Linked DNA regions of Homo sapiens: region 2 is linked to region 1. A link is an interaction called in ENCODE POLR2A ChIA-PET data of the cell type or tissue named here. Cell type or tissue: A673. All regions are shown on one strand. Links, peaks and the distances in the headings refer to the core of each region. The heading gives the core; the rest is flanking DNA. Region 1 overlaps MARK3 (microtubule affinity regulating kinase 3). Region 2 overlaps EIF5 (eukaryotic translation initiation factor 5).

Evidence for each region. ChIA-PET counts read pairs that join two places held together with the same protein. Peaks named below come from ENCODE experiments on the same cell type or tissue, not always from the same donor. Only the 100,000 strongest peaks of a DNase experiment are listed, where the experiment ranks them.
Region 2: POLR2A ChIA-PET joins it to region 1 with 5 read pairs; 11 of 35 experiments call an interaction of 5 or more read pairs at or near these places.

Annotation. Positions count from the first base shown.
Region 1 is chr14:103,414,246-103,430,681 of GRCh38, reverse strand. MARK3 (microtubule affinity regulating kinase 3) reads right to left here. Exons shown (of 18, transcript NM_001128918.3): 3 at 2,242-2,295. Among named protein-coding and RNA genes, the nearest start is that of MARK3, 37 kb to the right of the region's middle. RefSeq lists enhancers at 12,021-12,090, 12,101-12,210. In A673, for the core only: no CTCF peak of the experiment used is centred there; a DNase peak (open chromatin) is centred at 7,531; H3K27ac peaks cover 1,605 bases.
Region 2 is chr14:103,335,448-103,351,883 of GRCh38, reverse strand. EIF5 (eukaryotic translation initiation factor 5) reads right to left here. Exons shown (of 12, transcript NM_001969.5): 3 at 15,952-16,231; 4 at 15,767-15,848; 5 at 15,035-15,207; 6 at 14,657-14,768; 7 at 13,412-13,557; 8 at 12,991-13,149; 9 at 12,551-12,712; 10 at 12,081-12,245; 11 at 11,323-11,457; 12 at 6,859-10,921. The coding sequence starts at 16,023. The coding sequence ends at 10,832. It overlaps SNORA28 (small nucleolar RNA, H/ACA box 28), which reads right to left and starts at 14,035; the gene lies at 13,910-14,035. In A673, for the core only: no CTCF peak of the experiment used is centred there; no DNase peak of the experiment used is centred there.

The sequences.
Region 1 (16,436 bases), core at 4,608-9,607:
ATATTTTAACACGTGTGTTCACTGTTAAAATACTGCCTGAATGAGCCAGTCCACCTTTTTCGGTAGTGGTGGTAAAAAAGAGATTGCACACTGCTGATGGCAGAATGTTCCTTATGATGAATGTTAGCTGCTAGGGCATGCTCCACAGCTTTAAATCACTATCTAAGAGAGCTGTTCCTGAAGCAAGTGTGATACAACTATGAATGGTGCTGAGAAGAAAAAAGGATGCAAGAATGACTGCAAAGGGGGCTGACAAAGTTGCCTGGTACATTCTACATTGTTGCAAAATTGCTGGGGGTGGGGGAAGATGGGGGGGCTGGGGATAAGATACTTGGTGAAAAAGAATTGGAAACAAATGTATGTAAAATGCTTCTAATTTACTTCATAAGCATATGAAGTTATATACACAATTTTAAACAATGGCCTATAAACTGAAAATATTATACTTATCAAGTTATTTAACTTGGGATAGAGCTGGCTTTAGAATAAGTCTTCAGTGAATGGTTCATACTTGAATAATACCAAAAACAAATCTTAAAGTTTTAATTATTATTATAAGTCAAAATTAATTCAGATGCAAATATGCATAATCACACTAATGGGCTAACCAAACTACCATGCACTAAACTGATAATGATGTGACAAATAATAAACGAAGAGCAGCAATGAAAAATCATTACCAAAAAAATAAAATAAAATAAAAAATGACTAAAGGAAGCAAGCAAACAAGAAGGAAAAACTGCAGCCAACTTGATACAACACCATGGTAAAAATTTTTCCGGGAAAACTGTTAGGATTACAATTATATCCAGGTACACATGAATAGTGGAAGGTATGTAACATCATAGAATACTCAATTAGAGTCCTCATTAAACATCCTTGTATGTTAATTTTAGTTCTGAATACCACATTGTATTAAACTCTAATGTATTTATTAGTACCAAATCCTTAGATAGCTGAAGATATGGAAGTTTAAGGAAATAGATAAAATTTACTCTTCAGGACAAAGGACTGGAATTTTTAGATGTTTCATGCCCACCTTGAGAAGCCTTAAGGCCCATTATGGGTTGCAGATCACAAAGAACCACTTGTTGAAATAACATTTTTAGTGCAGAGAAAGTCTATCTCCCTCCCCACCTCCCAAACACAAAACAGGGACAGGGCTTCAAAATTACCAGGATATAAATAACCATGAGGAATACATTAGAAATGTATATAGAGCACTGCTCTTATCAAAATATCGCACAACTGTGCAGTGCTGTGCAGTTTACAAAGCCCTTTTATATGCATTATTTCATTAATACTCACATCCATCATAAGAAGATGAAATTATCTCCATTTTAAAGATGAGAAACCCAAGGTCCAGCAAAGTTAAGTGCCTTGCTCAAGGTCAGATATTCGGCTAAGTGGCAGAGCCAGGACTGAAATTCAGTACTTCCTGTTCCTACTTCATGGTCTCTGTACCCCCCTCAACTACTACAGGTCAAATCTAGAAATCAAATGAAGTATGTAAAAAGACTCTGCGAAGCTAAAAACAACTAGAAGGATTTTATTATGAAGATCATTAATTATTTGCTGATGTCCTACCACTGAAATACCTATGCCTGGGCCCAACCTAATTGCTTAGGCATTATTATGTAAGTGTTAAGACTTTCAAAAATCTGCCCAGGTGATTCTAAAAGGCACTAGGGCAAAGACTTGATCTATGTTAAATGATACTAATGGCAATACTGCTTTATGAACATGCTTTTCCACTTTCAGTTTTACTTTAACATTTCCCTTTTATATTAATCATCAGTCCTTAATCAGATGTGGTGTGTCAAGAGTTTAAGGAAGCCAAAGTGTTCACTTTAAAATTTTCAGTATTAGCTATAAGGTACAAATTTGCACAATATCAATTACATGAAAATATTTTTGTACTGTATTATTTTTAAAAAAACTCTAGTCAATATTAAGAATATTCAATAAAAAGTACAGCCTCGTACAACTATATCAATAAAAAAGTACAAAAAAAAAGCACAGCCTTTAGTTTGTGCTGTTAAGAACATTTAAAAATAATCTCCGACCAAAGATAACCCAACAATTTTTCATGAAATACTACATTAAGTTGCATTCATTTGAGGAATAGGAAGCTTTATGGCATTAAACATAAAATAACAGTTGGGGTATTTAAGGGACAAATTAGATGGCAATTAGCACCGATAATTTTTTAAAAAGTACTAGACATTGAACCAATCTTACCTTTTGTAGACTTGTTGGATTCAACTGAGTTTTGTCAATTATTTTTATTGCAACCTAGAAAGAATAATAAATATTTATGGATTTTAAGAATTTAGTAATTATGGACTGATAAATGCCAAGATATATGGCATTAAGAAGCAAGCAAGCAAGCAAGCAACAAACCACAAAACCTAAAACTCAGCTGGTTACAATAAGCAATTGTAACTTTATAAAATTGTGTAACTGAAAATAAGGGCTTCTATAACAATGCTTTCTAACTAAACTTCTCCCTACCCTAAATACAAGAGACCCTAATAGGCAGGAATATCATCACCCCTATTTGGCTTGAAGAAGTTACAGATGATCTTTGTCCCGCTACAATTCTTAAGGATTAAGGGTCCCCCTGTAAAAGGGAGGGGGGAAATATGTCAGAAGTGTTTGAACCAGAGCAACTCCATCTTGAAAAGGGGCTGGGTAAAATAAGCCTGAGACCTACTGGGCTGCATTCCCAGGAAGTCAGGCATTCTTAGTCACAGGGTGAGATAGGAGGAGCTTGGCAGAAGATACAGGTCACAAAGACCCTGCTGATAGAACAGGATGTGGTAAAGAAGCAGGCCAAAACCCACCAAAACCAAGATGGCGATGAAAGTGACCTCTGGTTGTCCTCACTGCTCATTATAAGCTAATTATAATGCATCAGCATGCTAAAAGACACTCCCACCACCACCATGACAGTTTACAAATGCCACGGCAACCTTGGGAAGTTACCCTAAATAGTCCCCTAAAAGGGGAGGGACCTTCAGTTCCAGGAAATCTCTGCCCTTTTCCCAGAAAGCTCATGAATAATTCACCCCTTGTTTAGCATATAATCAAGAAATAACTATAAGTAGACTCAGTCAAGCAGCTGATACTGCTGCTCTGTCTATGGAGCAGCCATTCTTTTGTTTCTTTTTTTTTTTTTTTTGAAACAGTCTCCCTCTGTTGCCTAGGCTGGAGAGCAGTGACATGATCTCGGCTCATTGCAACCTCCATCTCCCAAGTTTTCATAGTTTCTACTCCCTCAGCCTCTGGAGTAGCTGGGATTACAGGTGCGCACCACCACGACTGGCTAATTTTGTATTTTTAGTAGAGATGGGGTTTCACCATGTTGGCCAGGCTGGTCTCGAACTCCTGACCCCAGGTGATCCACCTGCCTCGGCCTCCCAATGTGCTAGGATTACACGTGTGAGCCACAGCGCCTGGCCTGTTTCTTTACTTCTTTTATAAACTTGTTTTCACTTAAAAGAAAAAAAAAAAAGAAAATTGGGGCTTCAAACTAATAAACGTATTGTTATAACATTTTATATTTAAGTTACTTATAGACAAGGGGAAAGTCTCCTCCAAACCAAGAAAAAAAGAGAGAGAGAGAGAGATTATACACAGAAAGCACTTCTAAAAACATATGCAATGTAGCAAATCTTTTCTTTACAATTTACTGACACTTTAAATTTAGCTGACTCTGGGATGGGTAAGCATACAAATAGGTGGGTATTGAATCTGAAAACTTTAAAAATTTTTTTTTTTTTTTTTTAAATAGAAAAGCCCTTTGGGCAGTTAAAGAAGGAAAGGGAATTAGGTCCAAACCAATCTGTGGGCTAACCAAGTGAATATACAGAGCGGCAACAGCAGGGTCACCTAGCAGCCTTTGTTCAGAAAGGGTGAGTATGCCCCAGCCAGTGTTTTTAAAACCCATTAGGATATAGGAAGTACTATAGCTTCTATAGCTTCTGGTCAGCTCATCACTGTCACGTAAAAATGATTTCTATGGACTATGGAAAAAGAATGGAAGTGACAATAGAAGGGAAGAAAAGTGGAGAGAGGCTTTGCCATGACCAGGGAATATCAAGTAACTCGGCTTTGCACCTGAGCTCCAAAACAGCAAATGAGCCCACCCCCATAAGATCAAAGAGGCTGTGCTTCCTACTGGGCATCCTGCAGGACACAGGCCCAGAAGACCCACCCCTGAAGAAAGCATCTATAGCCAAAGTCCAGGGAATGAGCTTGGAGTTTCTCTACATCAAACATTCTCACACTTTTTGGTCCCTTTTACACTTTTAAAGATTACTCATTCCCCCAAATGTGGGTTGTATCAACGAATATCTACCAAAATACAAATAAAAACTGAGAAACTGTAAAAAAAAAAAAAAAAAAAAGTATTTAACAATTGATTTCAAAATAACAATAAGCACATTATAACACAAATAATATATTTGTATGAAATTTTCATACAAGCTTCTACATTCAATCTGTTGTGATATCACACATCATGTAACCTCTGGAAAATTCCACTCTACACTTGTGAGAGACAGAATGAAAAAAGCAAATGTTTTACTAGTATCACAAAAATAGTTTTGACTCGGCAGACTCCTTAAAAGGGTCTCAGAAAACCTCCAGGGGTCTCCCCATGTCATACTTTTGAGAATGGCTGCATTATGTACATTAACACCATGTTTTAAAAACCCTGCTTAACTTGGTCTAAAGCCTCCACCTGACCACATTATTTATTCCCTATGAGTCTATAACCTCCAGAGGAGCTACAGAAAAAATCACTGCAACAAGGTATCCAGCAATTCTGACCCTGGAGTGGATGGGCTATAACCCCCATTTTCAGGAGGAAGCAAATCAGAACTGGGGAAGGAGTGGAGGGAAAACGAGTGTGTGCGCCTGAAAAACGCAAAGTTGGAATTCTAATTTTGTATTTGGAAAACATAAGTTTCAGTGGAAACTGAATAAGCAAAAGAAAATACTGACTACTGAAACAGGCAAACACGAACTGTCTTATGCATATCTCAACTGGGGAAAAGACATCTTATTCATCTTTATAGCCCTAACTGGCACATAAGGAGTACTCAATAAATACTGAGTTGTCCGGGTGAGGTGGCTCATGCCTGTAATCCCAGCACTTTGGGAGGTGGGTGGATCACCTGAGGTCAGGAGTTCGAGACCAGCCTGGCCAACATGGTGAAACCCCGTCTCTACTAAAAATACAAAAATTAGCTGAGCTTGGTGGCGGATGCCTATAATCCCACCAGCTACTTGAAAGGCTGAGGCGGGAGAACCACTTGAAACCTGGAAACGGAGGTTATAGTGAGCCAAGATGGTGCCACTGAACTCCAGCCTGGGCGAGAAAATGAGACTCCATCAAATAAATAAATAAATAAATAAATAAATAATAAATAAATAGGCCAGGTGTGGTGGCTCACGCCTGTAGTCTCAGCACTTTGGGAGGCCAAGGCAGGCAGATCATGAAGTCAGGAGACAAAGACCATCCTGGCCAACATGGTGAAACCCCATCTCTACTAAAAATACAAAAAATTAGCTGGGCATGGTGGCATGGGCCTGTAATCCCAGCTACTCGGGAGGCTAAGGCAGGAGAATTGCTTGAATTTGGGAGGTAGAGGTTGCAGTGAGCCGAGATCATGCCACTGCACTCCAGCCTGGCAAGACAGCGAGACTCCCTCTCAAAAAAATAAAAATAAATAAATAAATAAATGCTGAGTTGATCTGAGGCCTTGAACACTCATAATCAGTAACCAAAAAACAGGGCTTCTGGTGTTTTAACAGATAATGAGGTTTTAAAAATTATATAAATCAAAGTCGAATGAATTTTCTTCAAACTTTACCTTCATAAGTAATTTTACATGGTATACCTAGATCTCCCAATTCCAATGAAACCGTTAGACATACACACTCTTTTCTGGCCTCCATTCTGCTTTATTCCTCCTCCTCTTCATGGCCAAATCCATCAAAGATGCTGCCTTTCCAGTTCTTCTTCTCTCTGAGCTTCTGAGACGTGGTTTCTATTTTCACACCTGGACTCTTAATCACTAGTTTCTTATGGTTCTGCTCAATATCCTCCTCCTATTCTAAAGATTCTTTTTTTTGTTTTTTTTTTTTGAGACGAGGTCTCATTCTGTTGTCCAGGGTGGAGTGCAGTGACATGATCACAGTTCATTGCAGCCTCGACTTCCGCAGGTTCAGGTGATCATCCCACCTCAGCCTCCCGAGTAGATGGAACTATAGGCACGTGCCACCATGTCCAGCTAATTTTTTGTAGAAATGAGGTCTCCTTATGTTACCCAGGCTGGTCTCAAACTCCTGGGCTCAAGCGATCTGCCCACCTCAGCCTCCCGAAGTGCTAGGATTACAGGCATGAGCCACGGCATCCGGTCACTATTCCAAAGATTCTGATTCTGCGTTTTTTTTTTCTCTTGAGACAGGGTCTCGCTCTGTCACCCAGGCTGGAGTGCAGTGGCGTGATCTTGGCTCACTGCAACCTCCGCCTCCCGGGTTCGAGCAATTCTCGTGCCTTGGCCTCCCCCAAGTAGCTGGGATTACAGGCACGTGCCACCACACCCAGCTAATTTTTGTATTTTTTTAGTAGAGACAGGGTTTTGCCATGTTGGCCAGGCTGGTCTTGAACTCCTGACCTCAGGTGATCCACCCGCCTCGGCCTCCCAAAGTGCTGGAATTACAGGCATGAGCCATCGCGCCCGGACTGATTCTGTTCTTATACACTTTCATCTTCAGGTACTGCTATTCAATAGCCTCTGAAGCAAAAATAGGAGCTCAAATATGTTTCATTCAGCTTAACCAAACTGCAGAAAAGTCATTTTATCAAAAGCAACTATGTCCCCAGAGTGAAACACCATCATTTGATGTGACATGTGTACGTGCAGCAAGGAAGCCTGAGCGGGAGTTCCTAATCCCCTCTTCCTCCTAGCTCCCCGCTGGGATGACTCCACCAAAATCACCTTGGCCCAGAGCTGGAGCCTGGAGAGCTCAGGCAAAGCTGAAACCTTGGGGTCACCAAAAGAGGTGGTAACTGGGGTATCCCCGATTGCAGTGCCTCAGAAAGGTGTAGACTGGAGAGAAGACCACCCCTTTATTCCAGTGATTGTGGGGTTGGGTAAAGGGAGACTCAACAAACACCAAGGGGGCTCACTAAGTGAGAAAGCCACTTGCTGTGGAAATTTCTGGGAAATTCCATTTACATTCACTCTGATGCCAGCAGCAAAGTGGAATATTACAAAATAGGGATGGGACAGCTCATACATGAGATGGGCTTCTCCCAACAAATCCACAGCAAACACCCACTGGAGAAAAATCCTTATCTTCCACTTTCTGTTGGTTCACCAACGGTCAAAAGATCCTAACACCCTGTTTCTGAAAGTGTTAACAACATTCTCAGTCAGTAAAAGAGGAGGCAAAAAAAAAAAAAAGACTGCAAGTCCTCTAGGGGGATAGAGTGGCCTGAAGAATGATGCATTAGTCATCTTGGACTGCCATAACCAAAATACCACACACTGGGGGACTTAACAGTAATTTATTTTCTCACAGTTCTGGAGGGGACCTTCTTCCTGGCTTGCAGATGGCCACCCTCTCCCTGCGTTCTCATGTGGTAGAAAAAGCTAGCGTTCTGGTGTCTCTTCATGTAATAACACTAACCCTATCAATCAGGATTCATACTACGACTTCACTTAACCTTCTATAAAGACCCTATCACCAAATACAGTCACACTGGGGGTTAGGGCTTACACATATGAATTTTGAGGCATACGATTCAATCCATAGCAAATGGAGGCCAAGTCAAACAACTACAACAGTTGGTTACAAATGAAAACCTCAACATGGAAGAATATCACAAGCATGAAGTAGAGTAAAAGAAATAGACACAAAATAATACACTATTATTAAAATACTCTAACATTCTATTAGTACAATGTTAAAACAACAAACAGACAAAACCTATGGTATTAGAAGGTGGCACAGTGGTTCACTTGAGGAGGTGGGGTAGTGAAGGGATTTGAAGGAGGCCAAAGGGAGGCTTCTAGGGTGTGGGTCACAGTATATTTTTTGCCCGGGTCATGGTTATTCAAATGTGTTTACTTTGTGATAATTCATCAAGCTGTACACTTATGATTTGGGCACTTTTTATGTATGTTACGTTTCTTTTTGTTTTGTTTTTGAAATGGAGTCTTGCTCTATCGCCCAGGCTGGAGTGCAGTCGCGCGATCTTGGCTCACTGCAACCTCCACCTCCTGGGTTCAAGCAATTCTCCTGTCTCAGCCTCTCAAGTAGCTGGGACTACAGGCACACACACCATGCCCAGCTAATTTTTGTATTTTTAGTAGAGACAGGGTTTCACCATATTGGTCAGGCTGGTCTTGAACCCCTGACTTCAGGTGATCTGCCTGCCTCGGCTTCCCAAAGTGCTGGGATTCACAGGCATGAGCCATTGCACCCAACCTGTGTTACATTTCAGTAAAGAGTTTTTGTGTTTTTAAAGTCAATGATGACTTTAAATAAAATGTCAATAGATAATGCCTAAACCTGAAAAACAAGTAAGACTACAAGCATGTTATAAAGTATGAAAGAATCATTTAAAAGACTAAAGAATCACTTTAAAAGATTAAAAGTGGCCATCCTGGGAGACAAGGAAACCAGTGAGTCTAGGGGACTCTTTTTTAACAAGTCTTGACTCTTTAAACTGTGTGTAATATGTAACTTGAATAAAAATAATTACATGAAAAGTTATTTTCATAACCATAATGAGGACATTGGTTAAAGATGGCATATTGATCACATGCATTTCTCTGTCCTGCCACCTGATAGGCCCACTGAAGAACAAAGACCAAATGACAAAGAATGGCCAAGAGAAGGGAAGGGCTGCCACCAGAAGACAAGTGACTTCAAAGAATTTCTGGGAGATAAAAATCTGACAGCAGTACAGTGGAACATGTAGCAGGGCACAGAAAGACAACCCTAGAATATGCTTGGAAAAGGAAAAACTCAACTGTCCATAGAAAATAACTCTGTGTTGCGTGTGTGGAATGTCCCAGTGTAAAGACCGACGTTCCTCTGGCCTCTATGAGGCTAAGCCAGGCACTCGTCACCCCTTTACTGGGAGCTCTCAGCTTTCTTCTTAGGGCTCCACTCTTGAAGACATGAACAAAATAAAAAAATCACACAAATGAGGAAAGCCTGTGATTTTTCCTGATGCCTTGCTCCATAATTAAGCCTCTTCTTTCAAAAAAGGAGCTACAGTCAATTCTCATTGTTCATTCTATGCAGTTACTGTGCTCACTGAATTAGTGAATACGAAATCATTGCTTCTGGGGGTTAGGTTTCTGCAAGCCTCTGGTCACAACATTTTGCAACAGCAGATTAATACATAAGTTTGTTTTATGTGTGTGTCTGTTTAAGAACACCTTCTTTACTATATATGATTGGTTAACACTGAATTCACAGCCACAGCACTGTAACGCACACTTGAGTGAAACTTCTAACACGTGCATCTTCTTTGTAAAGCACCATAGCCATGTGCAGTGCAAGGAAAAACTCAACTGTCCAGAGTTTTATCCATGGCAAGGCTATGATGTGCCTTACAAAGAAAATGCAGGTGTTAGGTAAGTTTCACTCAAGGGTGCGTTAGGAAGACTAGACAGCACTTCAGCACTATGCTTGGGGCCCATTTTAAATGGCAAAATCATCAACAAAAAGTACAAAAATGAAAAAAAAGGCATTAAATAGATCACAAAAAAGACACTGGTTTACGGCACAAAGACTGAAAAAAAGAAAGCAAAGTGTCCCCTTGTTGAACCTCAACTAGGGATGTGCATATTTTTTCACCGTTCTGCATATGTCCGAAAAGGATTACCAAAGCGCTGTACTGATTTGGGTGTTACAAATAAATTTTTTCGAACAGGTAAATTTGCAAATATAGAAACCACAAAAAAATGAGTATTAACTATCTGCCTGGAAATGAATAGTGGTGATGGTTGCCCAATAATGTACATATAGTTGATGTCACTGAACTACACACTTAAAAAATGGTTAAAATTATAACTTTTATGTTGTATGTATTTTACCACACACACAAAAAAAGTGTTGGCCAGGTGTGGTGGCTCATCCCTTTAATCCCAGCACTTTGGGAGGCCCAGGCAGAAGGATCACTTTAGCCCAGGAGTTCGAGACCAGCCTGAGCAACATGGGGATGCTTTGTCTCTGTAGAAAATACAAAAAATCAGCCGGATGTGGTAGTACACACCTCTGGTCCCAGCTACTCAGGAGGCTGAGGTGGAAGGACTGCTTGGGCCCAGGAGGTAGAGAGCTGCAGTGAGCCAAGATTGCACCACTGCACTCCAGGCTGGGCGACAGAGCAAGACTCTGTCTCAAAAAGAAAAAAAAATGTTCAAAACTGTGGAATTCCGTGATTTTTTATATATAGGGATTAGGCTTATATGGAGCTTTTTTCCTGCACATTAACCATACCTCCAGGTTGTACTAAAAGCATGCTGACTGTTTTTATGCTTTTTAGTTATATAACATATGTATTCTATATCTTATATGGAATATATAAATTATATCTTACACCAAGGCTTTCTTTCACCCTTGTCTGCTTGTTTCCAAAAGTTTCTGTTTCTTTTTCTTAAGAGACAGGATCTCGCTATGTTCCCCAGGCAGTGGCTATTCACAGAAGCAATCTTGATCCCAATCCCCATCCCACTGATCAGCAGAGGAATTTTGACCTGCTCCGTTTCTGGGCCAGTTCACCCCTCCCCTCAGACAACCTGGTAGACCCCTGCTCTTGGGATATAATTAATTTTTAATTGAAGCAAATCATTCTGGGTTTTAACTTTTTTTGTCAGTCACTACAGTTGTTTTGAATAAAAATTCATCACTGTCTACCCACCCCCAAGAAACCACTTGCTGAGTTTTGGTATAATGTCAAAGAACAATATCCACAATCACCTGAAAAGGTATTAATATGCTCCCTTCCTTTTGTAGCTACATTTCTTTATACACTTCAACCAAAACAACATACTTAAATAGTGTGAATGCAGAGCAGACACAGGAACCCAGCTAACTTCTATTAAGCCAGATATTAAAGGGGTTTGCAAAGAATTTAAACAATTCACTCTTTTCAATAATTTGCTTTGGAAAATAGTTGTTTTTCATAAAAATATGTTATTTACATTACCATGTAACAGGATTATTATTTTTGATGAATTAATATATATTTTAAGTTTCCTAAGTAATAACTTCCAATTCAGCAGCTATCAATACATATAACCCTAATAAATAAAAGCTTTGGGGAGTTCTCAATTTTCTATTTATTTATTTATTTATGAGACGGGGTCTCGCTCTGTCACCCAGGCTGGAGTACAGTGGTACAATCTCGGCTCACTGCAAGCTCCACCTCCCGGGTTCACGCCATTCTCCCACCTCAGCCTCCTGGTAGCTGGGACTACAGGCGCCCGCCACCACGCCCAGCTAATTTTGTTTTCGTATTTTTAGTAGAGACGGGGTTTCACCATGTTAGCCAGGATGGTCTCGATCTCCTGACCTCGTGATCCGCCCGCCTCAGCCTCCCAAAGTGCTGGGATTACAGGCGTGAGCCACCGCGCCCAGCCTCAATTTTCAATTTAAAGGAGTTCTGAGACAGAAACGTTTGAGAACTGCTGTTCTCATCAATGGCATTGTACACAACCACTGAAATGAACAATTATGACGATTAGTGGCAACGTAGAAAACTGCTTTGGATAAAATTCCGAGGGCGGAAAAAACAAGATACAAAATTATAATCAAAAATATGTTGAAAAAACATGTATATGGAAAATATACAAAAACAAAAATGGTATTCAGAATATTAGGATTGTGGGGTTTTTCTTCTCTATTCTCCAAACTTTCTGTAAAGTTGTTAACATAGTCTTCACCAACAAACTCGTGACTAAACATAAGCATTTATGCAAAGTCTCAGGAAGTTTCACACACCCCAGGATGAAGAAACGTGGTTTCAGGAGTGAAGCAACAGATGAAAAGGCAGGCGGGGGAGGACTAAGTGACTGAGGGGTGGGATCATCAGTTCCTCCCAGGCAGAAGAGAAGATTCTTATCTAGAGAAACTGGATACTCTCAGAAATCTAAGGACACAAATATCTGGGGTCTTCAATAAAAGCACCAGACAACTCCCAATAGGAAAGCTCTGTGGTCAAACATGTCCTATTCATACAAACACAGCTTGTGATCAGATGCTTAGGGCTCCACATTAGGTACAGACAACCAGAGGCTACCAGACATCCAGAGAAAGTCTCTATATGAAAGAGCGGTAACAAGAAAGAACCCCAGAAAAAAAGAGAAGCAATGCAGGGAACAAAAATCTACTTTATAAAAGAGCTAAAAAAAAAAAAAAAAAAAAAAAGCCTTTACTATTCTCAGGGAGTCAGCAGAAGAAACAACATTCATAATACCAGGGCTAGATGCTGTAAAGACAGTAACAACAAACAGATGAAAATGATCAAAGAGTGAGCTGGGGAGAGAAGAGGAGACACACACACAGCTTTCTTTCTTTTGAGACAGAGTTTTGCTCTGTCACCCAGGCTGGAGTGCAGTGGCGCGATCTCGGCTCACTGCAACCTCTGCCTCCCGGGTTCAAGAGATTTTCCTGCCTCAGCCTCCTGAGTAGCTGGGATTACAGGTGCGCGCCACCACGCCCAGCTAATTTTTTTGGATTTTTAGTAGAGGCAGGGTTTCACCATGTTGACCAGGCTGGTCTCAAACTCCTGACCTCAAGTGACACTTCTGCCTTAGCCTCCCCAAGTGCTGAGATTACAGGCATGAGTCACCGTGCCCGGCCCACACACACATTTTTAACAGAAAGAATGGAAGATGAAGTTAAAAATATCTCCCAGAAAGTAAAAACATAGAGATAGAAGATAGATTTTGAGGCTCTTTTCAAGCACTCCAGTCTCTGCTTAAGGATTCCAGAATGAAGATTTTTAAGTTAAAAAAGAGACAATTTTCCAGAACTGAAAGACAAAAACCTCTATATTAAAAGGGTCCAATGAGCACCAAGAACAATGAATGAAGACTAACCCTTGGCACCTCAATGGCTAATTTCTAAAAACCAAGGATAAACTTCCAGAAAGAAAAAAAATATTACATACTTAAGCTACTTACATGGTTATACTCCAGTCTTTGACATTCCCAATATCTGAAAACCTTTCATGATCCAAGTTTGAGCTTCCCATTCTTTAACTAACTTCTTCTACCTTCCTGCTCACTCAATCTAGTACTCTAATAACTGTTGGAACTTACCAGGATCTGTAATTCACTGACCCCACACCTTCATAGGGTCAGTCTTCCTCCTCAAGTTCTTAGTTCCTAATTATATCACTAATTTCATTGTGATGTTGTTGTATAACAATGCTCCTGGGGTGTTGTATAACAATGCTCCTTTGTCCTTTCACTATACTAATGTGACAAAACCCCAATCTCTGCAAATGCCATGCCTGCAGCTGGGCAACTGAATGTGGCTGGAGAGTAGCACAACGCCATGCTGACTCTTCCCACTTTAAATCCTTGGTCACCAACCTCAGGGAAGCCTTAAGGCTGCCTGGCAATTCTATTACATTTCTCTAGTCCATTCACTCTCCTGCTTATCTGGCAATTATTTTAACCTCCTCACATCTCTAATACATCTCCTCATCGTAGCAGATCAGTTTGCTTTCCATTTTACTGAAAAAACAGTTTGCACTCAGAAAATTTCTACAAGCTCCTACTACCATAAGGATCCCCTCACCTGCACTGATGCCGGCACCCTCTGCTTTCCTCCTATTTCTTTACTTTATTTTCTTTCTTTATTTTTTGAGACAGAGTTTTGCTCTTGTTGCCCAGGCTGGACTGCAGTGGTGCGATCTCGGCTCACCACAACCTCTGCCTCCTGGGTTCAAGCAATTCGCCTGCCTCAGCTTCCTGAGTAGCTGGGATTACAGGGGCACGCCACCATGCCCAGATAATTTTTTGTATTTTTAGTAGAGATGAGGTTTCACCATGTTGGCCAGGCTGGTCTCGAACTCCTGATATCAGGTGATCCACTCGCTTCGGCCTCCCGAAGTGCAGGGATTACAGGCGTGATCCACCACGCCTGGCTTGCTTTCCTCCTATTTCTATGGAAGAACTGTCCATGTTATCCAAAGACCAATGCCTCCACCATCCCCTCACCTATTCCAAAATCTCTTCGACAGCACCAATTTCCTCCTTTTTATGAGATTATCCCCATTAGTAGAGAAATATGTTGATATTTTGTCCATCTTCTAAAAAATACCTTGGCCTAATGTCTCCCTGTAGCTACCATCCCACTTATCTGTGCCTAGAAAGAGCTACCTTGCTGTCTCTAATTTATACTCACCGATTCTCTCTTGAGCTAATACATTATATTATATGTGTGAGTACTGCAAAATATTTGAAAGATAAGCTAGAACATTTTGGCCAATTAGCAGTAACACATAAAACCTAAGAGTTTATAGAAAAAGAAACAACTATTAATTTTAGACAAAGCTTTACAATTATATAAGAAAATAAATGATCATAGCCAAAGCTCAACAATACTTACACAGTCGTAATTTAAGTAAATAAGCCAAATATATCACTGCAATAGAAAAGCTAGGGAAAGAAATGTAGATATGGAAGTGGGAAGTGGAAGTCAATGATGTTTAAAATGATAAATTTGGAGAAAGCTATTGGAGTAACAGAAGAAAGAGCTTAAAAAAGTTGGGGCCTTTGAGTAATAATGCTGAGGAAAAAGAGGGATAAGAAAAGAAACTTCTGATTGTCATTAGAACTTTTTAGTATATTTGACTTGTTAAGCTATGTGCATGCATTACTTTAGGAAAATAATTTTTAAACAATAAATAACTCCAATAAAGTACAAATGACTGAAACAAGTGAGTTCTGTAGTTCGTGTGAGGGGAAAGGTCTCTGGGAGGCTATGAAAATTAGTGGGGGGAAAATAATGAACTTGAAAGAAAACTGTGGTGTAAAACAGGCAATATTTCACACCAAAATAACCATAAGCTATGAAAAGTTGGTCAAAAGCAAGACAGCAGATGCAACTAACATCCCCAGATTCATAGTAAATATGGGATAGATGCTTCCAGGACAATATGGATAATGGGTAGCATTTTCATTTAAGAGCTAAATCAGATGAATTTCACAACTGGTACATGTATTTTAAAAATATATAAAATGAGCATTTTGATATCCATTTCTGATTGGTTCATGGTCATCCTGTGGGAAGTCTCATCTAAACTGAACTTACACCATAACTAGGCTATTTAAAGGCTTGATTTAAAATGGTCTTCAGAGTGTACATATTAATGTATCTTGTTTATAATTCTTATTCCAACATGTTTGTTAAATTAAAACAACTTTCTTCCAACGAACATATAGTTTTTCATGAGTATCTTTTTTTTTTTTTTTTTTTTTTTTTGAGACAAGGTCTTACTCTGTTGCCAGGCTGGAGTGTACTGGCATGATCTTGGCTCACTGCAACCTCCGCCTCCCGGGTTCAAGTGATTCTCCTGCCTCAGCCTCCCGAGTAGCTGGGACTACAGGCGCACACCACCATCCCCGGCTATTTTTTGTATTTTTAGTAGAGATGGGATTTTGCCATGTTGGCCAGGCTGGTCCCAAACTCCTGACCTCAGGTCTCGATCTCTTGACCTTGTGATCTGCCCACCTTGGCCTCCTAAAGTGCTGGAATTACAGGCATGAGCCACCATGCCCGGCCTTCGTGAGTATCTTTTATGTTCACGACATCCTTGTGACTTAAATGCATGATATAGATTGTCCCTACTCCCTTCTTTCAGAAAATTCTTTTCACGATATAATTCTACATCTCTGTTCTTACCCCAAGGATAGCAGTTAAAACTCTCAACATAATACACAATAAGCCTTTAACTTATACTGACTCAGAACAAATTAAGTCCCCAAATCATCAATGCCACTCTTCCCACAACCCTCTGGGTTTTCTTCAGAGGTTTTAGTTCTTCAATAGGCAAGATACATCACGTTCCCATCACAGGGCAAGAGAACGCTGACAAAAATAAAGATCTTAGCTGAGAAAAGTACTAAGTAGCTGGGTGTGGTGGCTCATGCCTGTAATCCCAGCACCTGGGGAGGCCAAGGCGGGCGGATCATCTGAGGTCGGGAGTTCAAGACCAGCCTGACCAACATGGAGAAACTCTGTCTTTACTAAAAATACAAAATTAGCTGGGCATGGTGGCACATGCCTGTAATCCCAGCTACTAGGGAGGCTGAGGCAGGGGAATCGCTTGAACCTGGGAGGTGGAGGTTGCGGTGAGCTGAGATTGAGCCATTGCACTCCAGCCTGGG
Region 2 (16,436 bases), core at 3,894-8,893, 78 kb after region 1:
GCTAATTTTTATTTTTAGTAGAGATGGGGTTTCACTGTGTTGGCCAGGCTGGTCTCAAACTCCTGACCTCAGATGATCCACCTGCCTTGGCCTCCCAAAGTGCTGGGATTATAGGTGTGAGCCACCACTCCTGGCCTCTTTCTTTTTTTTCTTTTTCTTTCTTTCTTTTTTTCTTTCTTTTTCTTTCTCTTTCTTTTCTCTTTTCTTTTTTTTCTTTCCTCTTCTCTTTTCTTCCCTCCCTCCCTCCCTTCCTTCCTTACTTCCTTCCCTCCTTCCTTCCTTCTTTCCTTCTTTCTTTCCTTTCTTTCTTTTTGACAGAATTTCACTCTTGTCACCCAGGGTGGAATGCAATGGCACAATCTCGGCTCACCACAAACTGCCTCCCGGGTTCAAGCGATTCTCCTGCCTCAGCCTCCCAAGTAGCTGGGATTATAGGCGCCCGCCACCACACCCGGCTAATTTTTGTATTTTTAGTAGAGGCAGGGTTTCACCACGTTGGCCAGGCTGGTCTCTAACTCCTGACCTCAGATGATCCGCCCGCCTCAGCCTCCCAAAGTCCTGGGATTACAGGCGTGAGCCACTGCACCCAGCCACCTCTTTCTTTTTTTTAAGACAGCGTTTCATTCTGTCACCCAGGCTGGAGTGCAGTGGCTCGATCTCAGCTGAGAACCTGTGCCTCTTCAGCTCAAGTGATCCTCTCATCTCAGCCCCCCAAGTATCTGGGACTACAGGAATGCACCATCATGCCCAGCTATTTTTTTTGTTTTGTTTTGTTTTGTTTTATTTGTAGAGATGGGGTTTTGCCATGTTGCCCAGGCTGGCCTCGAACTCCTGACCTCAAGGGATCCACCCACCTCGGCCTCCAAAGTGCTGGGATACAGGTGTGAGCCACCGTGCCCAGCCCTTTCTTGGTATATATACTTTCAAAACAGGAAAATTTGGGATTGAAATTTGGGTTTCCTACACTTACATTCTTATTATAATTTCTAATAAGGTTGTTTGTTATGATCCCTTTATTCTTCTGTAAATTATTATGAGGCTACTTAAAATATAAATAAAATTAAAAGGGTCCTTTGGACCCGAGGTAAATTATTATATAATTCTTTTTTCCAGTATACTAAAGGTTAACCCAGTATTGTTTGTAATAGCAAAAGACTGGAAACTTCTCAAAGGTCCATCAATAGGGCACTGGTTAAATAAATAAATATTGCTACCTTCTAGCAATGGAATATTATTTTGCTATAAAAACTGATTAGGAAAATATACATGTACTACTATGGAATAATTTCCAAAATATAAAGCGAAAGAAACAGGGTTCAGAACAGGATGTAAAACATGCAATCGTTTGTGTTATAAAAAAGGAGAAAAAGTATGATTTTGCTTGAATATGCATAAACTATTTCTGATAACATTGACTCTTTTCTGTAGAGGGTATCTGGGCGGCTAGCCACAGGCATGACAAAGAAATGTTTCAGCAAAAATCCCTTTTACTTACTGACATAGACTGACATAGACTAACATAGACTGGCATAGACTGACATGGACTGACATAGACTAACATAGACTGACATAGACTGACAGACTGGCGTAGACTGACGTAGACTGACATGGACTGACGTAGACTGACATGGACTGATGTAGACTGACGTAGACTGACGTGGACTGACGTAGACTGTTGTAGACTGACATGGACTGATGTAGACTGAAATGCACTGACATAGACTGACATAGACTGATGTAGATTGACGTGGACTGACATAGACTGACGTGGACTGACGTAGACTGACATAGACTGACATGGACTGACATAGACTGATGCAGACTGACGTAGACTGAAAGGAGAACTTAGAAAAGGACACGCTCAGCGTCGGGCACACCTCAGTCAAGGAGGCTCTGCTGACCACACTGTCCCTGTCTCAGTGACTTCCTACAACAAAGGTGATTTCTCACTGATGTTCCAGCTCCCTTGAGGGTCCACTGGGCGCTCTGCTCCACCCATTCTGGGACCCATGCTGACACCACAGCTGCCATCTTGAGAGACACTGGTTGCCATGGCCACTCTGAGAATCTTAGACATGTAATGAAATACATAATTTCATATTTTATATATTTTAATTGAAATATCTGTATATACAATATATATCTTGTATATCTATTTTATCTATTTTTTTTTTGAGACAGGGTCTTACTCTGTCCCCCAGGCTCAAGTGCAGTGGCATGATCATGGTTCACTGTAGCCTCAACTTCCCAGGCTTAAGCGAGTTCCCCATCTCAGCCTCCTGAGTAGCTATGACTACAGACATGTGCCACCACATACTGCTAGTTTTTTGTACTTTGTTTTATTTTTTGAGACAGAGTTTTGCTCTTGTCGCCCAGACTGGAGTGCAATGGCCGATCTCGGCTCACTGTAACCTCTGTCTCCTGGGTTCAAGCGATTCTCCTGCCTCAGCCTCCCGAGTAGCTGGGATTACAGATGCCTGCCACCACACCTAGCTAATGTTTGTATTTTTAGTACAGACAGGATTTCACCATGTTGGCCAGGCTGGTCTCGAACTCCTGACCTCAGGTGATCCAGCCACCTGGGCCTCCCAAAGTGCGGGATTACAGACATAAGCCACCGTGCCCGGCCTAAGGTAAAATTTACATGCAATGAAATGAACAAATTTGGGACAAATGCATATACCCATACACCTATGTAACCCAAACTTCTATCAAGATATAAAACATTGCTGTCACCGTGGAAGGTTCCCCTGTGCCCTTTCCCATCAATCCCCACCCCACACCATCCACAGAAGCAATCACTGTCTTGATTTCTTCACCACAGATCAGTGTAGCCTGTTTTAGAACTTCATATAAATGGAACTGTACATACGTATTCTTCTTTGTTAAGGCTTCTTTCATTTAGTACATTTTTGAGATTCATAACTTTTGTTGTGCACATTAGTAATTCATTCCTTTTTATTGTTAATATCCAATTTTGAGCATATGGTACAGTTTGTTTATCCATTCTCCTGTTAATAGGTCCTTGTGATGTTTACAGTTTGGGATTATTATGAAAAAAAGCTGCAATAGCCATTCTCATAAGTGTTTTCAGGAACGCTTGCTTTCATATTTATTTATTTATGTATTTCTTGCATCAAAGTCTCGATCTTTCACCAGGCTGGAGTGCAGTGGCACGACCTCAGCTCACTGCAAGCTCCGCCTCCTGGGTTCAAGTGATTCACCTGCCGCAGCCTCTCGAGTAGCTGGGACTACAGGCGTGTGCCACATGCCCAGCTAATTTTTGTATTTTTAGTAGCGACAGGGTTTCACCATGTTGGCCAGGATGGTCTGGATCTATTGACCTCGTGATCCACCTCCCTCAGCCTCCCAAAGTGCTGAGATTAGAGGCGTGAGCCACAGCGCCTGGCCTCATTTCTATTAAGTGTGGAGTTCTCTAGGAGTGGAATTGTGGGTTTAGAAGGCAGGTGTATGTTCAGTTTTTGTAAGAAATTGTTAGAACTTTTCCTAAAGTGTTGGTATCATATTACATACCAACCCACAGTATGTAAGAGTTCCAGTGGCCCCACTTCCTCACCATCTATTTGGTGTTGTCAAGTTTCAAATTTCAGCTGTTCTGGTGGGTGTGTAGTGGTATTTCACTACGGCTCTTTTGTAAACTTTTGCTTTATATATTTTGAGAGTATTTCATCGGTGCATTCAGTGATAGAACTGTTATTTCTTTTTTTTTTTTTTTGAGACAGAGTCTTGCTCTGTCGCCCTGGCCGGAGTGCAGTGGTGCGATCTCAGCTTACTGCAACCTCTGCTTCCTGGGGTTCAAGCAATTCTCCTGCCTCAGCCTACTGAGTAGCTGGGATTACAGGCACTCACCTCCACGCCTGGCTAATTTTTGTATTTTTTAGTAGTGGCCAGGCTGGTCTCGAACTCCTGACCTCAGGTGACCCACCCGCCTTGGCCTCCCAAAGTGCTTAGATTACAGGCGTGAGCCACCGTGCCCAGTCAGAACTTTTATTTCTGATGTGTTGAATTGTTCATCACATTGTGCTGATCCTCTTTATTCCTAATGACTTTTCTTGGTTTGTCAACAAAATAAACAGAGAGAGGCTCTCTCAAAGAAAAAGGTATCTGCGAACAGGGCATTGCAATGGGAATATGCATGTCATAGTGAGCTATGTGTGTACTTTAGGAAGGTAAAGGGAGAGAATAGCTTTTAAAGGAAAAGTGAGGAGGATTACATAATTGTTTTGAGATAATCAGCCTTGGCCATGAAGGTCAATAACAAGGCCGACGCCGGTCCAAGGTTGGACAGGCAGTTGCTGGGTAGATGTCCTTGTAGAAGTATTATTTGTGGAAGGTTGTGACGGCCTTTGTGCAGGTTGTGGTTTTTGCAGTCTTTTGTGATCGTTGACAGTCGTGATAGGACAAACAAGCATGAGAATGCTCTCTTCACAGCCTCACCTGGCTCTATTTCTCAGGGTTTTTTTTTGTTTGGTGTTTGCCTTTTAAAATACAAATGACTCCATTCTCATTCTGACAGCCTTCACGTTTCCGCCTCTGGTCAGCATCTCTCTCTGAAAGCATCGCTGGTCAGTCATCCTGTGGCTGGGTCTTGATTGTCCCTTGATACCAGGGTGGATCTGTCCTGGCTGCCAGTCTTGTCCCACACTGCAGGGAGTGATTGGGGACTAGGAGCCAGTGTCAAAACCTTCTAGCCACCTGTGAACAACGAGGGAGGTTCGAAGGGAGTGGCTGTCAGCTAAGTCTACTTAGAGTCCATTATTGAGTTCAATTTTGTCTGTTCCATAGTTTTTTTGCAATCATTTCAAAGCGCCAGGCCAGCATTATTCTGTTAGGAGTTGTACTTCTGTAAAATTTCTTTTTTTGAGACAGGGTCTTGCTCTGACACCCAGGCTGGACTGCGGTGGTACGATCATAGCTCTCTGCAACCTTGAACTCTTGGGCTCAAGGGATCCTCCTACCTTAGCCTCTTGAGTAGCTGGGACTACAGGTGCAGGCCACTGTGCCTGGCTAAATTTTTCAGTTTTTTTTGTAGAGACAGGGTATCACTTTGTTGCCCAGGCTGGTCTCAAACTCCTGGTCTCAAGTGATCCTCCTACCTCAGCCTCCCAAAGTGTTGGGATTACAGGCGTGAGCCACTGTGCCCGACCAGAATATCTTTTTTATCCTGTGAGAGAATGTCAGGAGTTTGGATTGGTGTTTTAGATGGTGGCAACTGCCCTAGTGGCTTTTAATTAGACATCCTGAGCCCACTATTTAAAACGTGGAAGGTGTTTAGAAAAAAACCCAGGGAAACGAGTGAAACCAAATCACAGGACACCAAGAGATGAGTGTTCACAAAATTTTAACCCAGGCATGCAGATCAAATTACACGCTCAGACCAAAAGTGAATTCACCAGAAATGACATGCCTCACAGATAGAATGTGAATTCAATAGAAACCAGAATACTCAAGCTAGAGACCTCTGTCTTTATACCAGAAAGGACTTACCAGAAAAGTCAGTCTTTTATCATCTCAGGAGGGATGTAAGGTTCTTTATTAAGGTGGCCTTATAACCAAACCTGATCTTGAATATCAAAAAGCCTCTACCAAAAAAAAAAAAAAAAGAAAAGAAAAAAAAATAGGCCAGGCACAGTGGCTCACGCCTGTAATCCCACCACTTTGGGAGGCCAAGGCGGGCAGATCACGAGGTCAGGAGATCGAGACCATCCTGGCTAACATGGTGAAACCCCGTGTCTACTAAAAATACAAAAAATTAGCCGGATGTGGCAGCGTGCGCCTGTCGTCCCAGCTACTCTGGAGGCTGAGGCAGGAGAACGGGGTGAATCCAGGAGACGGAGCTTGCAGTGAGCCGGGATTGCGCCACTGCACTCCAGCCTGGGCTACAGAGCAAGACTCCGTCTCAAAAAAAAAAAAAAGGAAAAAAAGAAAAAAGAAAAGAAAAACAAAGCCTCCACCAAAAACAGGGAGGGCTGGCCTGAGAGAAGACTCACCAGGGACAAAAATTTGAGCCATGGAAGCCTACAGCGCAAAGGGCTCATGCATACTGGCCAAAAAAGAGTATTTTTTTCTGATAGTCATCTTTCTTTAGGTCCCATTTCTGACCCCATTTATGTCAATTAAATGAGAGAGACGAGCTCTCTAAAAGAAAGATATGTATTCAGGAATAGGGCATTGCAATGGGAATACACGTCATTGTGAGCTGTGTGTGTACTTTAGGGAGGTAAAGGGAGAGAATTTTTTTTTTTTTTTTGAGATGGAGTCTCACTCTGTCGCCCAGGCTGGAGCACAGTAGCACGATCTCGGCTCACTGCAACATCCACCTCCCAGGTTCAAGCGATTCTCCTGCCTCAGCCGAGTAGCTGGGATTACAGGCATGCACCACCCCACCTGGCTAAGTTTTTGTATTTTTAGTAGAGATGAGGTTTCGCCACATTGGTCAGGCTGGTCTCAAACTCCCAACCTCAGGTGATCCACCCTCCTCGGCCTCCCAAAGTGCTGTTATTACAGGCGTGAGCCACCACGCGTGGCCGAGAATGGTTTTTAAAGGATAAATGAAGATTACATAACTGTTTTGAGATTACCACCTGTGGCTACAAAGATCCATAACAAGGGCGATGCAAGTCCACAGCTGGACAGGCTGTTGCTGGGTAGATGTCCTTGAAGTATTTTTTGCATAAGGCTGTGATGCTTTTTGTGCAAGGCTGTGGTTTTTGCAATCTTTTGTGATAATTTCGTTATTGGGCATACCAGCATGAGACCCTTCACCATCGCAAGACTGCAAACCCTACTCTATTTGTTCGGGTTGTTTTTTTGTTTCTTGAACACAAGTGACTCCGCTTTGATTGACAACTTTCACACTTTATTAAAATCTACTTTTTTCTGAGATTCAAAGAGCTACATTTTTGGTTAGTGTATGTCTACTATACCTTTTTTCATCCTTTCAACATCTTTTGTCACATTTTAGGTGATGCTCTTGTAAACAGTGTATTGCTAGACCTAAAAATCCAAGCTTACAACTTGTCCTTTACCTGATACATTTATTCCATTTACTTTCATTTGGATTTTTAAAAATGTTAACTTAATACGTCTCTTTCAGATGTCCCTGCTTTTTAGTTAATTGTGTTTTCTACTCTCCTAAAGACTTGATTTTTATTTTTTAGTTAACTGACCGTTTTTAAAGAGGTTTTAGGCTCATAGCAAAATTGGGTGGAATTTCCCCTACTGCCCCAGCCAGGCATTGCTTCTGACTGCAGCATTAGGCTTCCAGTGGGATTGAGTGCTGCACATAAGGGTCTCCACCCCCAGCAGATATGGAAAGGCAATCCCCTAGTTTTACAGTAAGGCCTGGGACAGAATCCAAATTTGATCCCAACACCCAAGTGAATCCTCCTCCTCTTAAAAAGAAATAATTGACTGCATAACCGAACTGCAGGGTCAACTCAGATCCTACCATTCACCTGGAGGTCCTGACATTGCACCTCCCAGTCTAGGTCCCAAGAAAAGAACTCTGTAGCTTCTATTCTCATATCCCAGCACACACAAGTCCTTAAAATTTCTGGCCATAAAAACCACAGAAATTTGATTCCCAGAAAAAAACTGTTTGGCTAGACCAGACAGGTGGACATAAACACCCTGAGCTCCCAACCTATTAACAAAGGCTCACAGGGTCACTCTGGTGCACAAACCTACAATGAGACTACCTGCAAGTCATTTGCTGTCACCCCACTTATGGAATGTCACTATGAATCAAGATCTGTACTGGGGACAGAGATGACCAAAGTGACTCCCTGTCCCCTTGGGGTCACACAGCACATGCAACGAAAGTGCAACACTGTTTCTGGTACTAAGACTGCTCTGGCTTTGTAGTAGTCAGGGAGGCTGAAATTTGAACCATCAAAAAGATGATGCAGGAACAAGGTCAACTTTGCATTTGCTGGTTACTCCGGAATACTGGTAGGTCAAGCTGTAGCAATTAAGAAAATAGCTGGTTAGATAAGGATTGTCTGCAGACTTGTCAAATAAATTTAAAATACATGAAGGGTTATTTTGTTAGATAAGTGACCTTGGTACAACAGTACCTATGCCTCAGGACCACGATGAGGACTGACTGAGCTAACAAAATGCAAAAGGTTCAAACTCACTTATCTGCTTTTTGCAGATGGCCAGCTTTCACTTCTGCCATCTCCAGGCCAAAGGCATAAAGTCAGTGCTTGGTACACTGGAACAAACAGCTTGGGGCTCAATTTTGATACCCCTCCCTTCTCAAGCGGGAAGCGGTGGATTAGAGACCTCCTTGCCCATCTCTAAACTTTAGGACCCACACTAAAAATTTTTAAGTCAATTTCAGAATGCACTTGTTTAGAAAGCAAACCTCCCCATTCCCTCATTCTTAACTAGAGATATATACAATTATTCACAGTTACATAGCTGTATGTATGTTCCCTATTAAGCACCTGCCAAGATTTCAAGTAATAAAACTGAGGCAGATGCTCAGTTCACAGACAAGACTAGCAAATAAAGCCAGTGACCCAATGAAATGAACAACTTTTGTGAGTGGGGCTGGCAAGTGTAACTGCAGGATACATCCAACACAAATCCAAAGCAACGGCTACAAAACAGGGCAGATTCCAATGCTTTGATCTCATTATAAAATGAAAACTTGTTAACTTTAATATTAAAGCAAAGACAAAATACAATTTTATCATTATTTTAATCAAGTAACTTAGCTGTTTAAACAAATCCTTAAGACAGTTCAATAGAGCAAAGTGAAGAATTACTCTATTAGGATAACCTGTGAACAAAGTTCAGATTATGTGAATTTGTATTCCATTCGAAGTTTGGCACCAGACTGAACACTGGTTTAAGCCAAATTTTTTAGTGTTCTAGAAGCCCTGAACATGTTTTCCCTCAGATTAAAAGTAGAACCTTTATAATAGAACCTCATTAGCTTGACACTGAGTATGCTGAGTGCAACTTAGCTTAGGTCACCAGTATCTCCTACAGAATTCCAGTTAATGAAAGCAGATCAGCCTTGCGGCAAAGAATTTGAAACCTAGGCAACATACAAGTTTGAAGAAAAAAAAATCCTCTTTGGTGTGACAAAGCACATTCCCTCCAGGTATATGGCTCCTGCTCCACTTGCACCCGAATCTTGATCAAAGGCAGCTGGAGACCAATTCTTGTCTCTCCAATAAGATTGCTAGGTTTCAATTCCTTAAAATATCAAGCCAACCAAGTTTTATTACATCAAATGTTTCTATCATTTCAATGTGAAAATTTTTTTACGCCTATTTGTTATTAAGGTCTCATTATCTGTGAAATAATCACAAAAAAACAGAGGTGAATGGTATAAGCCACTGCTCCAAAATTAACCCTATCGATTCTCGATTCCCACTGTGCACTTTGTGAAAAGGGTAACTGCCAAGAGGTTTAACCTTGAAGATGATTACTCAAACAGTCAGAACCCATAATATGAGTTTAGATCAGGCAAGGAGTTCATGAGGAAGTTATCAACTCTTGTGTGTCCAAATCTAAAGCCCTGCATGGGCTCTGTCAGGTCCTTGTCACCTGCACTCAGGTGGCCATCAGACTTCTTGGGTGCCTGGCTATATTCAATGTGAAGTAAAAAATATCCCAAGTCTTACACCAAAATAGAGGCTCTGACTTAGAAGTATGCTTTTAGCTTTCTTTTTAAATAAGACATTCTGGAAGAAAAAAAAAAGAAAAAGGAAAGAAAATCAAGTTTGAAACACAGTTAACACTTATTTTGGCAAGAAAGCAACCAAAATCTAAAAAGCATAAACTATGTGTCCAAATGTAAAAGGCATTACAGAACAAACTGCAAGAGGGGAAAATTAAAGCCACACTGAACGAAAAAATACAGTATGTCTAACATTTTGGAATTGTAATTTAAACCCTAAGGGCAAAAGCTGAAAAATCATGCTTAGGTTGCTAGTTAAGTGCACCCTTCCTTGTTTCTCCCAAATAAAATCAGTTTATTAATTGCACCCCAAAGCAAGTTCTCTCAGTACAAAGTAACTACTACGTACACACAAAATGCTTGTTAATGTAATAATTTCCCTGGCTCATCCAACGTGCAATGCACACGACTTCAAAGACAATTTGGGGCAAGTGTACATGAAATGAGAAAACAGCTCTCCAAGTTTCAAATCCTGCTCTTACATTATTTATAGGACACTGAGGTCATATTTACTTCTTGGTTAAGATGTTACACTGTCATTTCATTATCAGTCTACCTCACAATGTACATTACCAGATGCCAATTTGAGGAACTACAGAGATAAAACTTTAGTACTTTCTTAATGGGCTGAATAAATTAATTACAATTAAGTTTGCTTTACATCCTGTTGAGGACCTCTTTGCAGCCCCAGGACCTAACAATATCTGGCAGGCTCCAAGAATGCTCATCAGGTGAAATGATGGCAGAACATTTAAAGTAAGGAGCCAGTTACTTCAGCTTAAGTCATTCAGAGCCAAACATCTGAAGAACGACCAAAATCAAACCTTTATTTTTATAACTGTATAAATGTGATCCAAATGTGTCCACCACTAGTTTTTCAAAAAGAAACATGCTATAAATAAGCAAACTACATCTGCTCACTGATGTGTATGGACTCCCTAGATGTCTCATTGGGCTTAATAACAGACCACTCACAGTAATAGATTTTTAGTGTAAAGTGTAGCATGATGTTAAGCCATTTTAGCTTTTGCACATACATGTTGCACTTCTGGCTGATAATGGAGGAAAATTTGCAGCATTATACTGTTAAGCTAGGTTGCATCCATCCCTTTAAATGGCATCAATATCGATGTCGTCATCCTTGTTGTCTGACTTTACAGTCTCAACTTTCGGTACACTGGCAGCCTTCGAATACACCACCTGTTAAGAGGAATGATTTTATTCAACATAAGCTGATAAATCTGTTTATAAAACAAATCAATGTAAATTGTGGTCACAGAGGAGGAAACTGCCTAGATGCAGCTATTTCTTCTTCACGGAACAGCTCTGTTATGCAAACACTGCAAGTTCTCTTACACAGGCTCCAGTCTAAGAGCATTTTTAAAGTTTTTTTATAGACTATAATGTGTAGGAGTAGGAACACAGTTTCCATCACCCTTTCTATTATTTTCCAAATTATTGAGAGGCTGTATTTTACTGCATCTTAAATTCTAAACCTGAAATTACCCCAAACTGCCATTATATCACTCCTCACAAACCTTTTTAAATCTCAAACACCCATGCCAGCACTGTATCCAATACCCTCCTCCCCCAATGTTTACCTCAATGTTCTCATCTTCATCTTCTTCTTCGCCACCAGAAGATTCTTCCTCTGCCTCCTTCAACCATTTTATAAATGGTTCTGCTTTGACACGAATCTCTTTGGCAAGTTCTTTGGAGACATATTTCTTAGAGGCCTAAAAAATGTGAGTACAAGTCTCTTAGTTGAGGAATTTTAACAACTTTTGATTATTTATACAATCCCCCTTACTGAGCTGAGGGGACTGGGTCCTAACAAGTCTGAATCCTCAAACAGAATCAATGTACTCAGTGAACACGTTAGTCTCAGCAGTCTGTTATGACTACAAATCTGACATGATGCGAATCACAATCTACAGCACAGGCACTGAACTTTAGCTATAGATATTAAGACATTTTTTCTTCATCTCAAAGCCGTCTCAATACTTGTGAACGGCTGGGCGCAGGAGCTCACACCTGTAACCTCAGCACTTTGGGAGGCCAGTGGATCACCTGAGGTCAGGTGTTCGAGACCAACCTGGCCAACATGGTAAAACCCCATCTACTAAAAATACAAAAATTAGCTGGGCATGATCGCAGGTGCCTGTAATCCCAGCTACTTGGGAGGCTGAGGCAGGAGAATCACTTGAAGCCGGGACGTGGAGGTTTCAGGGAGCTGAGATCATACCACTGTACTCCTGCCTGGACAACAGAATGAGACTCCGTCTCCAAAAACAATCAACCAAACAAAAAAACCCCCCAAAACCTGTGAACTTTAAGAGCCCACCTATGTATTCCCCACCTTTTCCGACCAGCTGATGATGACCTCTTCTTCTAAAAGGTCTGCATCGTACATCTCCTTCAAGATATGTGGAATCTTGGAGATAAGCTGAGCTTGATGCATTGCTACCACACACTCCAAACCATGAAGAAGGTACCGTTGGGCTTTTTTGTTGTTGTGACAAAACTGCAAATAGACACCTTGGTGTTAACAATCTTTTTTATGTGTTCTAAGTTGACAACTCTATTACCCAAATAAGAGTGTCTGCAAGTGCATGGCCCATACCATAGTTGTTCAAAAAGGTCAATGCATAAACATCCCTGTTACTTTGTAAGGGCCTAGGTATGGCACTTTCAGATACTCAGAGGCTTGTAAGGTGGGTCAATTTCCCCACTTTCAAGCATGACAGGACAAGCAAAAGTGGTTAATATGACCATCTCGAAAGCCACACAACTGTAATCTCATTTATGAATCCAGAGCACTTTGCTTACTCGTAGGAAATGGCGCCTGTATTTCTTAATCTGTTCTCTAATCTTCTCATTAAAAAGAACTTCAGTTAGAACAAGAGGGCCCATGGCTTTTACATCCAGTCTTTCTGCTTCAGCAACGATTTCTTTGTCAGATGAATCAATAACACCCTCTTCTTTCTTTTTCTGCAAAGAAAAGGAAAACAATTCAGTGCAATGGAGGCACACTTTGCCAGGCTCAAGACACCAGCCAGTCCCTGCTCTGATGAACATATTTTTCCTGCCTAATTTGGCAGTTGTGACACATAGTGCCTGGAATCACGCGCAAAAAATATTTAAATGAACAAGAGTTCTAAAAAGTCGTGCATTAGAGTAATCCTAATTACACTGCTAAAGTATCATATATCTAAAGGCACAAACAAGGCTGGGTTGAAGCTGATTTACAGACCAAGCAAATGTTTTACCTTAACAAAATCAAAGAGGATATTGACCCTCTCCTCAATTGTTCTTTCCAAATCATCACTGAGTGTCAGAACTTTTGCATGGTCACTGATTTCATCCATTCGACGCCTTTGAGCTTCCTCAGTTGTATCTTCTCCCCAGTCATCATCCTCCTCTTCTTCCTGTTTATGAAAACAGAGCTACTTGATCAAAGGCCTTAAAAACAACAACAAAAAGGTTCAGATTTTGCCAAGTTAATGGCATCAAGTCCATCTCCATCCAAAATTGGGTTCACCTTAATTCAAACAACAAACAGTACTTGGAATCCACAATATTAGTGTATTACACACTGAAGGCTAGTTTCAACATTTCCACCCACCTCAACCAAATGCCATATACTTTACACAACTTTAGTGCCCACTAGGCCATCAACCCTGCACTCACCATTGTATGTGGAGGAGGATTAATTTCATTTGGTGGTGGTGGTGGTGGTGGTGTCTCACTGCTGGATACGGAGCCATTTTCCTTGTCTTTGCCCTTTCTGTTTTTCTTTTCTTTTTCTTTCTTTCCTGTACCACTGTCACTATTCTCTACAGAAAAAAAGGGAAATAAAAATTTAACCCCATAACTTACATTACCTCATTGCCCATCATTAACGTTTAAAACCCTGCCCTTATTTTCCTATGGATCCCCTCAGAAAAACCACACAGCACACACAATGCTACCTAAGAGGCTTCACAGATCAAATTCATCATGTATTTCATACGTAAGAATGTTAGTCTAAGAATGGAGTGACACAAAATATTAGGGGTATTGTAACTGCTAAGAAAGAGTAAGATGAAGTGATGATGCCTCCACTAGGGAGAGGTGGCCCTAAGGATCCCTGTCATCCCTCATGAACAAAGTCATTAACTCAACCCAGCTTTAGCCAACAGGTGGAACACTGTTTAAGTCTATATAACGGCTTGTCTCATGGGAGAGAGAACACCGGAATAGGTTAGACTTTCTTGCTATAGCAAGCTCAAATTGTGTCAGACAGTTTTGATCATCTGCCACAGAGTGTTGCTTGCAATATTCAAGTTTAATGAAGGGGGCCCTCTTTACCAAACAATGCCAGTAAAAGAAACTTTGCTGGGTTTCCAGCAGAATTTTAGTCATTACTTCATCTACCCTCAGATAATGTCTTAATTGATATGGCACAGTTTAATTGGCAGCCTATTTTTCACCTTTAATGGTAATTAACAATACACTTTTGAAAGATGTCTTAGATTTGATAAAATATAGTACAAGGACTAAAAGGTTCCTTATATTGTTTTTTTGAGACAGAGTCGCTGTTGCCCAAGCTGGAGTGCAGTGGCACGATCTCAGCTCAGTGCAACCTCTGCCTCCAAGGTTCAAGCGACGCTCATGCCTCAGCTACCGGAGTAGCTGGGATTACAGGAGCACACCACCATGCTAAGCTAGTTTTTGTGTTTTTAGTAGACGGGTTTCACTATGTTGGCCAGGCTGGTCTTGAACTCCTGGCCTCAAGTGATGTGCCCGCCCTGGCCTCCCAAAATGCGGGGAATACAAGCATGAGCCACCGTGCCCAGTCTCCCTTACATTCCTATTACAAAAAAACCTTCTATTTTGTTCCCAACAGTTAGTAACTTATCTTAGGATCTTAGGAGTTCATCATGGAAGACTCACCAGGTGGGTTTTTGAGAATGAATGTGCAGAGTTTATGATGTGTGTCAAGCATGCCTCGATAGCCACAGGCTTTACAAGAATTACCTATTGTTTGCTTCTTTGGATTGACATGCTGCCAAAAAAATAACAAATGTTATCCATAATATAACATGAAAATATCTAATCAGAGGACATCTAAACCACAGACAGCTTCACATGCAAAGAAAACTTTTTTCACACAGTGACCTACTTTAAAAAAAAGAATGGAAATATCTCGAAAACTGGAGTTTTGTGTTTGATTTAAAATTACATTTGCTCTGCCTTCTCAGGAAGGTGACTTAGCGGTATCACAGAAGCAGGTATATGGCTTTTTCTTTCGACAACCACAAAAGCACTTACCAAATCTGTTTCAGGATTCTCACATTCAGGACAGAGAACAAATTTTTTAATGAATCCATCCAACATGTCTTGCAGCTTATTCGCCTCATGAGATCCATTGACAATGTAACGGTCATTCTTAACATCAAACTGGGTCTGTGCTCCCAGCTCACAACCAAAATATTTGGTGGGATCTATTTGAATGAAAAAGGAGTTTGGATCGTTACAGTTAACTAGATCTCTGGCTACTCACTCACATTTGTACGAACACCACTTTTTTTTTTTTTTTGAGACAAGAGTCTCACTCTGTCACCCAGGCTGGAGTGCAACGGCGTGGTCTCAGCTCACTGCAACCTCCGTTTCCGGGGTTCAAGCGATTCTCCCCCTTCAGCCTCCCAAGTAGCTGGGACTACAAGCGCATGCCACCACGCCTGGCTAATTTTTGTATTAGTAGTAGACTCAGGATTTCACTATGTTGGCTAGGCTGGTCTAGAACTCCTGACCTCGCGATCCGCTTGCCTCAGCCTTCCAAAGTGCTGGGGGTTACAGGTGTGAGCCAACGCGCCCAGCCATCCACTCTTTAAATGCGTTCCCCTGGTAGTTTTGTAAACTCATGGCAACCAATAAACCACGGTTCCTCACTTAACTTGTAAGGTAATTAGCTAGCATACAATTAGAACAAGTTTTGCAGCTCAAAGACTTTGAAGACTCTATCCATAATATGCCCTGTGGACTTTTCCAAGCTTTACTTACACGTTGGAGGCCGATTAAGCGCCTTTGCAACGTCAACCATGTTGACTATAACTGTCTTGATTCCATTGCCTTTGCCCTCAACCTAAAGGAAATAAGAATTTTAGTTGTGCAGTTTCCCCTGACAAATGCAAACTTCAAAATTCTACAAAAAGAGCTATCAACTAAATTGAAGAGCAGTTTATTACCTTGGCAATCAGACGGGGCATCTTGTAGCGATAGAACTGGTCTGACACGCTGCGGTTGACATTGACAGACATTTTGGCTTATTAGTGGCTTTATCAATAAGATGAAGAGATCTTTGATTGCAACTTTTTGGTATCTTCTGTCTGGAGAAGAAGGGATGACATAAACGACTGCAAGAGTTCTCGGTCTCTGACATGAAAAAATTTTCGCCACTGAGGCTGTAAGCTTCTTGCTTGTATGCTATGTTTCCCCAATACAGGTACCAATGGCTGCGCAACAGCTCTGAAAGAAAAAGGGAAAGAACACACAAAAATCCCCCCAGGTTTAACATCATCGCTGGATGGAAACGCCTCCTTTTTACATCCTAGTTATGCTTCTGCTTAACTCCACCTTAAAAAGCATCTGAGATCACATGCAAACAGCCATTCTCATGTAACACAGTACAATCTGCGGGAACATAAAAAGGCCTCCATTTCGACTAAGCTGT